2 separate regions of the Mus musculus genome follow, and region 1 is linked to region 2. Evidence: chromatin loops called from intact Hi-C (ENCODE). Cell type or tissue: heart. All regions are shown on one strand. Each heading gives the region's core, and the rest is flanking DNA. Links, peaks and the distances in the headings are about the cores only. Region 1 has its middle 19 kb from the start of Tm4sf20. Region 2 holds the start of Mff (mitochondrial fission factor).

Evidence for each region. Peaks named below come from ENCODE experiments on the same cell type or tissue, not always from the same donor. Only the 100,000 strongest peaks of a DNase experiment are listed, where the experiment ranks them.
Region 1: a loop joins it to region 2, with 4 times the contacts of the local background. A loop is called at or near these places in 1 of 42 quality-filtered maps.

The regions. Positions count from the first base shown.
Region 1 is chr1:82,784,976-82,790,354 of GRCm38, reverse strand. No RefSeq gene overlaps it. Among named protein-coding and RNA genes, the nearest start is that of Tm4sf20, 19 kb to the right of the region's middle. In heart, for the core only: a CTCF peak has its summit at 2,831 (motif pointing left); a DNase peak (open chromatin) is centred at 2,744.
Region 2 is chr1:82,722,239-82,727,617 of GRCm38, reverse strand. Mff (mitochondrial fission factor) reads right to left here and starts at 2,728. Exons shown (of 9, transcript NM_029409.3): 1 at 2,534-2,728; 2 at 282-390. C430014B12Rik (a long non-coding RNA gene) reads left to right here and starts at 1,697. Exons shown (of 4, transcript XR_865578.3): 1 at 1,697-2,831. In heart, for the core only: no CTCF peak of the experiment used is centred there; a DNase peak (open chromatin) is centred at 2,727; H3K4me3 peaks cover 1,911 bases; H3K27ac peaks cover 1,531 bases; H3K27me3 peaks cover 396 bases.

The DNA.
Region 1 (5,379 bases), core at 261-5,260, 63 kb before region 2:
TTTTAACATATCTATTAGCATATATTAATTGTACATAATAATGGGTTTCATATTTCCATACACATGCACAGTGTGGTTCGATCATACTCAGCCCCGTTTCTGTTTCTTTCCTTCCTCCCATTCATCTTTCCTCTTCCAACTATCTCTCCTTTTACTTTGATGCCTTGCCTTTATGTGTGTCTGACCCAACCAGTTTCAATAGGATTGCTTGCAGTAGGAGCAACGTCACCGTAGCAGGGGCTACACCATCCAGGAAAAAGTCTTTTCCTCCCCCAGCAACTGTCAACTGCCTATAGATCCTCAGGGAGGGGAGGGTCCTCATGAGCACTCTTCCCCGCTGCCTCAGGATGGGAGGTTGATTGGTCCAGTCTTCTGCCAATCTTGTTCAGGTATTCATACTTACTATGAATTCAAGATCAGAACAGACAGATTGTACTTAGAGGACAGGGTCCCCAACATCCCACCCCCTCCTCTGGCATTTAAATTGTTTTCTCCCTTGTTTTCATCATGTCCCCCGAACCTTGGAGGAGTTCATTCAAGCTATGGGTCACGTCAAGACACTCTGGAGTGACTGTACACCACCAGCACAGGGTGGGATTTAATTGCCCTCAAGGAACCTGGAGGCATTTAATTATCACCCACGCTCATTATCTTTATCAACAGTAAGTGTGCTGGTTGGCTTGTTTTTGTTTTTGTTTTTGTTTTGTTTTGTTTGTCAGTTTGACACAAACCCAGACATATGTGAGAATATTGTCTCAGTTGAGACTATCCCGCTATAAGATTGCCTTATAGGCAAGTCGGTGGGGCATTTTCATCACTGATGGAGCATGTAGGAGGATTCACCTCAGTGTAGATGGCGCCACCCTCCGGCAGGTAGCCCTCAGTTGTATAAAAACAGCAGGCCGAGCAATTCATGAGGAGCAAGCCAATAAGCAACTCCTTTGTGGTTTCTGCTTCAGTTCCTGCCTTGAGTTCCTGCCCTGACTTTCTTTCTTCAGTAATGAACTGTGATATGACCGTGTAAGCAAAGCAAACCTTTTCCTTCCCGAGCTGCCTTTAGTCATGGTGTTTTTATGTCAGCAGGAGAAACCCTAACTAAGATCATAAGGCTCTGTAGCAGTAGCTCTCAACCTTCCTAGTGCTGCAACCCTTTAACACAGTCTTCCTGTCGTGACTCCCAATCATGAAAGTATTTCTTTGCTACTTGAGAATTATAATTTTGCTACTGTTCTGAATCGTACTGTAAAGTCCTGATAGGCAACCCCTGTGGAAGGGTCGTCCCATCCCAAAGGGATCCTGACCCACAGGTTGACAGCCACTACTCTACAGTTACTGCTGCTCATTGCAGAAAGAAGTTGCTTTGACCAAAGCTGACAGCAGTCTATGAATATAAGCCTGATTCAGAAAACAATGCTCTCGGCTGCCAACAATTCATGTATCTTTGTCCAGTTCTTTGTTTCCAGGATATAAGGACCTTGAACTCCTCTGGAGATGCTCATTAAACATTGATATTCACCAATGTTAGTGATATATTTACAACCAAAAGAAAGTGTCCTTTTATGAGATGGGCACATATGTGTCACCATCTCATAGTGTGTGTGTGCATTCATGCATGTGGTGTGTGTGTGTATGTGTGTGTGTGTGTGTGTGTGTGTGTGTGTGTGTGTGTGTATACATGTGTGTGGTGAGGCTTGCTTGCTAAACAGTTGTTTCTGTTCTTTCTTGAATTTCCATTAAAAAAATAGTACTAGAATATTGAAAATCTGAGAGTGAAATAAAACACAGTGATATGGTCCAGTACTTAGGCCATTTGTGGTTCCTGCAACTGGGAGATGGGTTGGGGGATTAAAAGGAGCCAGAGCTTGCTTCTGGCTGAAGAGACTGAGGAGGGCTCCAATGGGCAGGGCTGTGCATTGTTTGCTGGGAACCCCAAATCAGTGAGTGAGACGAGGCCAAGTTAGAGGTATCAGATGGCCTGCACAGCCCTCTCTTCAGCTACACACCCTCGATGGGGGTGTTGGAACCACGACTCCCCACTCGATAGTCAGATAAACGGAAAGCAGATGGTACCTTTGAGAAGAAACATGGCTGGCAGCCATGATTAGAGAGCCGACCATATGATTCACATTTCCTCTCTAAGTAAGAATAGATGATGGTTCCTGCTGTCTGGGAAGGCTCACACAGAAAGGGAGAGGGCAAGGAAATGTGCCGGAGGTTGTGGATTTACACCCCAGGAGGGGCTCAGCCTTTGACTTTGCATGGGACTACATTCTGTGCCCTGGCCTAGCACACAACACGTGCATGGTCAGGTCCTCTCTAGTGGTCAGGGCAGTCTGTGATACTTCCCTTCCAGTGGTAGAGGATGGAATGTCAGAAGTTCAAGGACAGCCTGGTTAACATAGTGAGTTCAAGACTAGCCTGGTCTACAGGAAACTTTTCAAAAAACACAAAAGCCAATCCATCCAACCAAACAAGAAACCAATTCCCCTCCAGTGAATGATCAACTTTCTTTAAATGGAGGTTTTAGAGTCCAAGATCAAATGGCATCAGATTCTCTGTGGCTCAAAAGCTACCTTTTAGAACACCTTGGCACAGGGCAATCTCAGTGATGACTCCTGGGCTGGATCTGAGTGTCCACATTCCTCCCCATTCCTGGCAAGCCGTCTCTACATGCTGACTTCACACTGTGCCTCAGTGACTAGACTAGGGGGCTAACCACGCCTGTCCCAAAAGCTCTTTATCAATTCCTGTTAGGTCTGGGAGAGCAGCCAGACATTCCAGGAAGAGTGAAAAGCCTGAGCCACAGTGGTGACTGGTTAGCACACACTGCCCTCTTGTGTCTATAACACAGTTCACAGGATACTTTCCTGCAGGCTCAAGTTCAGTGAGAATCAATAGGATTGCTTTGCTTTATAGAGAAAGTCCCACAGTTGCCATAATGGTAATCCTCCCGCCTCAGGTTCCCAAGAGCTAAAACGACAAATTGGAGGGTCCATCTACAGTTTGGAATGAATCCTTATCTTTTCTTGTCTCTTTTTGGTTTCATTCTGAAGTTTTTCATAGTCCTAAGCCTGTAAGCCTCAGAAGCAGAGAAAGAAATGGAAGAGGGAGAGGGAGGGGGAGGGGGAGGGGAACTGGAAGGGGGAGAGGAGAGGAGAGGGTGGGAGAGAGGAGAGGGTGGAAGGGAGAGAGAGAATGAGAATGTGTGTGTGGAGTGCACATACACACTCACATGCCAGTTTCTCAGTTCAGGGTTAGTGAAGTTAGTTGATAGAGACTGATTCCAAAAAGTAGGTGCTGACCACAATGGGACCCAAGACTAGAATGAATACTCTGTTCTCCAGATGAAAGAAAACCACCATGGGGATCAGGGTCTGAGGTCTGTATCCAAACACCAGAGTATCAGAAAGCCTTAGGGGAGCTCCTAGAAAGTGCTGGGCTTCTGAACTGAGCTGCTAATTTCATCCTCATTTTCTGAAAGCTTTGGAAGGTGGTACTGGGGACATTCAAATGGCTGCCTCCTGCTCCACAAACATCTTCAATAAAGACCACTTATTTTTTTCTATCTAGTATCACTCAGACATGGGCTGTCCCTTTGGCAAGCTCAAGCCTGAACCTATACCTATGTTAGGTAGCAAGTGTTCTGCCTCTGCCTCTATCTATCTATCTATCTATCTATCTATCTATCTATCTATCTATCTATCTATCTATCTACCTACCTACCTACCTACCAATCATCTCTCTCTCTTCTCTCTCTCTCCCTTCTCTCTTCTCTCTCTCTTCCTTTCTTTCTTTTTTTCTCTCTCTTCAGCTTGCTTTGAGGAAGATGTAAGCTGTGCTCTAAGTTTGCGTACATCATAGTTAGTGACCCAGATGTGGCTTTGATGAATCAGATGGCCCAAGCCTGTATGCTTCACTTCTTAAAGTACAGAAACCAGAGTCAAAATTACTTTCACACGGCCTTCTAACACCACAACTGAGCATTCAACTATGCATCATATGAGGCTAGGGAGAACAAATAAGGGGTGGAAAAGATGCACTTTGCTTGGCAGGGAGGGCTATCCTCCTTGGATGTTTTTCACATCTGTGTCTCAGCCAGGTGTTCTGCCCCCGTAGGGAACGGCCATCAGGAGGCCCCCACACTGATAGAACTTTTTGTGCTCCTGTAAGTGTGTGGTGTACAACCTGGACAGCCTTTCCAAGCAGCTGGGAAGCACAGCTTCGTAAATAAAGGCACCGATGCCCTAATTATGGTTTTTGAATCTTGTGTAGGATTACTTTTCAATCTTTTTATCCCATCAGTGGCATTTTCCCTTAATGACATCAACGCTTTCTCTGCCTTGTGTTCTTGTGTGAACCTTGACATGATGGGGTCCAGTTTCTTGCCTCAAACACACAGAGACAGGTCAGCAAATTTACAGACCATGTTCACAATCACAAGATGAGGGGCTCTCGCTAGCCTGGCTTTGTTTTGTTTGAGACGGGGTCTCTTGTAGCCCAGGCCGATCTCAAAATTGCTGTGCAGCCAAAGATGACTCTGGGCCTCTGATCTCCCTGCCCCCACTGCCTGAGTGCTGGAATTACAGGCCTGCACCGCCACACCCAGTTTACGTAGTGCTGGGCGTGGAACTTGGGCATCAGGCATGCTTGGCTGTTTACCAAGTGGCTATGGCTCCAGCCCATAACCATGCTCTCTTTAGTTTTTTTTCAGAATTACATGATTTTTTATTTTGTGTGTATGCATGTGGAGTTCAGAGAACAACTTTGGGCTGTTGGCTCTCTTCTTCCAGCATATGGGGTCTGGGGACCACACTCAGGTTGCCAGGTTTGGTGGCAGCTACATTTACCCACTGAGCTATGTTATCAGCCCCATAAACATGCTTTCTGTCTGTCATTTATATTAGAAAAGTTTCTCTGTTTGCTTTTCCTGGTCCCCAGATCAAAGAACACAAGATACAACATCAGGAAATAAGTCTGGCTTGCGAAAGCATTACGCAGAGTTGTGATTTGCATAGTGATAAATGATTTGGCTACCTTTTTATTTTTATTTTTTTTTCTGGTTTTCTCTTAAGGTGAGGCCAAAGGTAAAGATTGGAGGAGCTAAGTTTGCTTGCTTTCCATTGTCAGAGATTAGTTTCAAACTCATCTCCAGCTTGGAGACCTTCCAGGTCAATTCCTGAGTGTCTCTTTGTGATCCCGTTCAGTGGTTCCATGCTCTGTCTTAGCATGGCAGGGACTCTTGGTAGAAAAAGTTCTCTTCCCATCTCACGCACTTATGTCTGCTGTTCAGCCCACTGTGACCTGGGTCAGTCACAGCAAATCCATCTCACTACAAACCCAAAGGCTCAGGGCACCCTGGTTGGCTACAGTCACTGCCTC
Region 2 (5,379 bases), core at 82-5,081:
ACTGTGCTGAGACAGAGGTATTCTGTAAACTTAAGGTTAAAGCAATATAGATGTCTTCATCATCGATTTAAAAAACAAACAAACAAATAAAACCAGAAACATACTCTATACCTTATGAGTATACTCCTTGGGGACTGCTTAGTGCGCTAAGCATAGTTGGACTATGACTCTCAACTAGTTTATTTCATTCTTTTTGCCCAAATGTCTGCTTTTTGAGGAACTGACACATACAGATGGCTTAAAGACTAAGAAAACAGAGACAAAGAGAAAATTTTACTTACAAATGTGAAACAACAGGCTTGCTATTTGGCACTATCTGCTTCTGTGCTTCATATTAACTCCTTAAATTGCTCCGATGCACATGTGCTAGGGTGAGAGCCACTTTTATCCCTGCGGGAGGAGAACAGCGACTGAGAAACTAGATGATACCGTTGTTAGGGACTTAGCTAGAAAATCTTTAAATAAAAGCCACAAAGATTTACAACTTTACACTAATAAACAAAGAATTTCAAAAGTACCAAATTTTGATGTCTTAGAACAGACAGTCACCATGTAAGGCAGCAGCTCTCAACCCGAGGGTCTCGACCCCTATGGTTGTTGAGTGACTACCACAGTGGTTGGACACTTTTGTGATATTTATAATACAATTCATGACAATAGCAAAATTGCAGTTATGAACTAACAACAGTAATAATTTTATAGTTGGTTACCACAAAATGAGGACTGTATTAAGACAATACTACTGCCTCAGTTTTTAGATTGTATGTTTCAATAAAACAGAGGAGGACCTAATTATTTTTTCTTTCTCATTAAAACTATGGTACTTTGGGTATTCTTTGGTAACAAATAAACTTAATTTGGGGCTAAGGTTTTACTCCCACGTCTTTGGTCATTACATGCTTGTTGTATACCTTGAGATAAATCTCCTTCAGACTCCTATCTGATACCACAGCTCCACTTTCTAGGCCACACCCAAACATCCGCAATGTTTTCCAATTTCATCGGGGTCCCGTACATTACACTCAATTTCTTCTTTAGGTTGGCTTTCATTTTTAAAAACACAAATCTATTTTTAAGGGACTATTTACCCTTAATTAATATTCACTACCTTTGAACCATAAACTTGCTGTACGCATATAAACATATGTAACAAAACCAAAACTATTTAAAAAAATTAAGTCGCAGTGAATCAAAGGTCTAATCTAAGAACTGCTGAAGCTCTGAGTCAAAACCTTGAAGATACACAGGCACAGGCAAGGACTTTCTGCAAAGGGCTCCGAGAGGCTGAGGAAACACCAGCAAGAACTGGCATCATGTAACATACAAACTTTCTGTAGAAATTAAGAGTAGAGAGATTCTACGGGATCTTTGTTGGGTAGTCATATGGCAGGGGGCTCACATCTAGAATTATATAAACAACCCAAAAACCTACTAAAGGGACCCCCCCCCCCCGTATCTATTAACAACAAAAATGTCACAACAGCAAGGAGAGAGTAACAGAAGAAACTTTGTAAATCTAAAATGAGGCAGCCCTATCAGACAGGAAGAGAGCTAACACAGTTCCTTCCAGTAGTTCAGTAAAAAAACATGTACTCAGAGACACCACTGAGGAGCTATCTCAATTCACAGGTCCTCGAAACCAAAAATTAGACAACCCGTTATCCACATATAAACACACATACACACCCCTCCTCAAGCAATCTAGTTGCGCTCAGAATACTAAATAGGGCTCAATGGTCCTACTTTCCCTAAAGGTTTTTCTTTGGGGAATCTCATTAGTAGCCAAAGCGACTGAGGGAGAAAGGAATGTTTCTCACCTGGGAAAAAGGGCATCCCCATTCACTGGCTCCCCGTGGGAGGCCTGCTTAGCATTATTGGGCACAAGTTTTAGTCTTCTGGAATTAGAGAGCACCACCAATTCAGAGACAGCGTTGCTCTTCCCAGAAAATGCGTCCTGCTCCTGAGCTAGTGGGACTGGGACGCTGGTTTGTTTGTTTGTTTCTTGTTTTTGTTTGCTTGTTTGTTTTGCAATGACAAGTTTTTAGCAAATGGAGGTCAGGGGCTATGGGGGACCTGGACCCCAGCTTAGCGTGGGGTGCGGGGGTATAGCCCGCAACGCCTCCAGCGAGCAAGGATGCTATGGCCAGCCCGGGGTCTCCCAAAGGCCTTTAGTTATACGGATTTTACACAAAACAAAGAGTTACTTTTAAACGCGACAGACTCAAGGTCAAACTGCGAGGTGCTTGGGCCCGTGGAAGAGATGCCCGAAAAAGCCCAGATCCAAACTCACAGGCTTCCTTCCGTTTCCTAACCCCAAACTAATAGGTGTTTTTCGTTTTGTCAGTAAAATTCGATTTTTGTTTCACAGAACAAGATGCGGAGGTAGAAACGGTGAAGAAGCCGGTCCCAAATATTTACAGGGCAGGGACCTGATGACGGGCCAAGGCCGGGGCCGCTCCGCCCAGTCTGGAGAGGGGTGTCACTGCCGCGGCGCTAGGCCCGGAGTCCTGCTTGGGGAGACTAGAGCACTCACCCTGGGCCTGCTGGAGAGTCCCCGGAGAGAGGGTCGCCGCCCGCCGGCTCCGGGGCACTCGGGTGAGCGCTCGCAGAGGCCGTTGACCGAGCGCACCGAGGCGCCCGGGCAAAGAAGCGGCGGAGCGGCCGCGACGGGCCGGGACAGACGCGAGAACGGCCAGGACTGACCCCTTCCAGGAGCCGTAGCGGAAGTAGGTTTCTGGTCATGTGACGAGAGAAGGGCGGATGTTGCATGCAGGCTCCTGAGACGTCGACGCGGAGCCATTTTTGTCGTGGGCAAAGTACTTCCGTCTCAGGTGATTCCTGTTGAGGGGGTTTCTAGACTTTGCGATCTTTAAGAACCTTGCGTTTGCAGGTAAACTGGTAACCTGTTTTAAAGGAACGCCTGAATAAAAATTCTTATGGTGGCCCGCGAATTTGCATATATAACTAAATATTGGAAGTAATTCTTCAGCAGTCTAATTGTGATTTCCCTAAAACTTACAAATTAAGAATCCGAGAAAAGGGGAAGCTGAATTGGGTTTCAAGATAGTAGGGGTCAGAAATCTCTTTCAAATCTAAACACCCAACTTGTGGCTCCCCTCTGGAAGGCAAGAACCATACTTGCTCATAGAAGGATAGACGGGAAGCCAAATCAGGAAATACGACGTGTGCCTCTATTTTCATAACCTAGCAACTTCACCCACTGTTTCTCATCCTTGGTGACAACCAACCAGGGTTAAAGAATTTTTTTTTTTACAATCTGTTCCATATTATAGTTGAGCCTGGTGCCACACTCTTGAAATCCCAGTATTAGGGACTTAGGAGCTAGAAGCTATAGGATCAAGAGTTCCAGACCAGCCTCAGCTAAGTATTGAGTGGAAGGCCTGTGTCATTATCTATATCAAACATACACACTCTTTTTTTTTTAAACAGTAAACACCTTGATACTTTAAAAAAAAAGATTAATTTATTATTATATGTAAGTACACTGTAGCTTTCTTTGGACACACCAGATGAGGGCGTCAGATCTCATTACGGATGGTTGTGAGCCACCACGTGATTGCTGGGATTTGAACTCAGGACCTTTGGAAGAACTCTTAACCACTGAGCCATCTCTCCAGGCCCATACATGCTCTTTTTCTTGTGGTTATTTCCTACTAATAGAGTCTAACATGTTTATATTGGTTTAAATATATGTAATCTAGAAACAGTTTTAAGTGTTTGTGAGGATGTGCATAGGTTATCTGCAACCATCAATTTTATATAAGAGACATAAGCTTGTGGATATGAGCTGTGATTCTAGAACAAATTTCTCACTCCCTTGTGCAAAGGAAGAGTATTTACTCAAGTGATATAGTCTTGAATCTAAAAATACTTCCAAAGTCAATCTTTGGCTCATTCTTATAACTACAGTTCTAAGGAACCAGAAGTAAGAGGGTGGGAGGATTGCCAGCACTACACAATGAACCCTGACTCAAAACAACAACAAAAACCCAAACAAAGAAAATCTCAGATGATCCCCCAGAAGTGTTATTTTCCTTCAAAATAATGTGTCAAACTTTCTGAATTTCATTCTTGTGTGTCCTTCCTAATATTGGTTTAAGATAAGCAAAATTTCCCTTTACCTTCTGAAGGTCTCAGTGAGACCCCAATTAAATTGGCATAAAACAGCAGGTGAACAGAATGGAAGCATACACTTTTAATTAGTAATTTTTGCTTGTATGTTGGAATATTGAAAAATGAAGACACAAAGAAGTTCTTAGGATCTATAATCTGTATCAGAAGCTGACCATTGTAGTAAATTGTAAAAATGTGAGAAGACACTTTTTAAGTGTCTTTGTCTCAAAATAATCTTTATTTCAAAGGGGCCTACTGTGGGTGGTGTGTCCTGCTAATTTATAGTGACAAGTAATCCTCCTTTACGGACAGATTAAATAACATTATCCTGTCATTCCAAGTCAAGGCCTTTGGGGGTAAGTATGGATAAGCTAGGTAAGCCATACATTATCAAGACTTTTAAATGTGTTCTCTCCCTCTCACTCATCCCTCTTTCTCACCCCTCTTCCTCTCCCTCTCCTTTTTTCCCCTTCTCTCTCCTTTCTCTCTCTTATCCCTCCCTTTCCCCATGGCAACTTCCTTGTCCTCAGTCCTTGGCACCAGTGAACTCACCCATTTGCCGGACAGCATCTTCCCAATAAACCTGTCTTTAATCTAATCTAATCTGGTTTAAATGGGTTGATTTCAGCAGCAGCAGAGAAATAACCTATCAAGGGTCTTATTGCTCCCTTACACTTCTTAAATGTTGCAGACTTCTTTTTCTTTTGTCCCTAGCCCTTTCTTTTCAAAGTTTTGAAATGACTTTTAAATAAAGATCCATAATTCAGTTATCAAACCCAGGTCTTCTTCTGTAACCCTGATTTATCATTTATCTTTGGGCATCATGTGAGTCTATTAAACAAGACAGTGTTTCATAGAATGTCAGAGCACCTAATAGTGTGTGATACAGTCTTAAATGAAAAGTTATGTGGCATGAATGGTGCTTCTTCCATGCACATGGAAGTCTATTCCTTCTTGTGTCCTGTATTATAGATTCATGATGGGTCTTCCTTTTCTTCTCTCACTCATGTGTACATTTCTGTTTGTGACTTAATGCCATTGGCTTTTTCTATAACCTCATAATATATAAAACCAAATAATCTCATCCACTTAGTTTAGCTTCATCCTGATGCATGACTTCTAGCCATTGCTACTTAGGTTTCCCATTAGGGATTAAACCCTGATAGGTTTTACCTTATTTCCCCTTTTCAACTCAGACATTCTTCAGTTACTGTTTCTCGTTTATGGCAAGGTTACTTTTTTAGG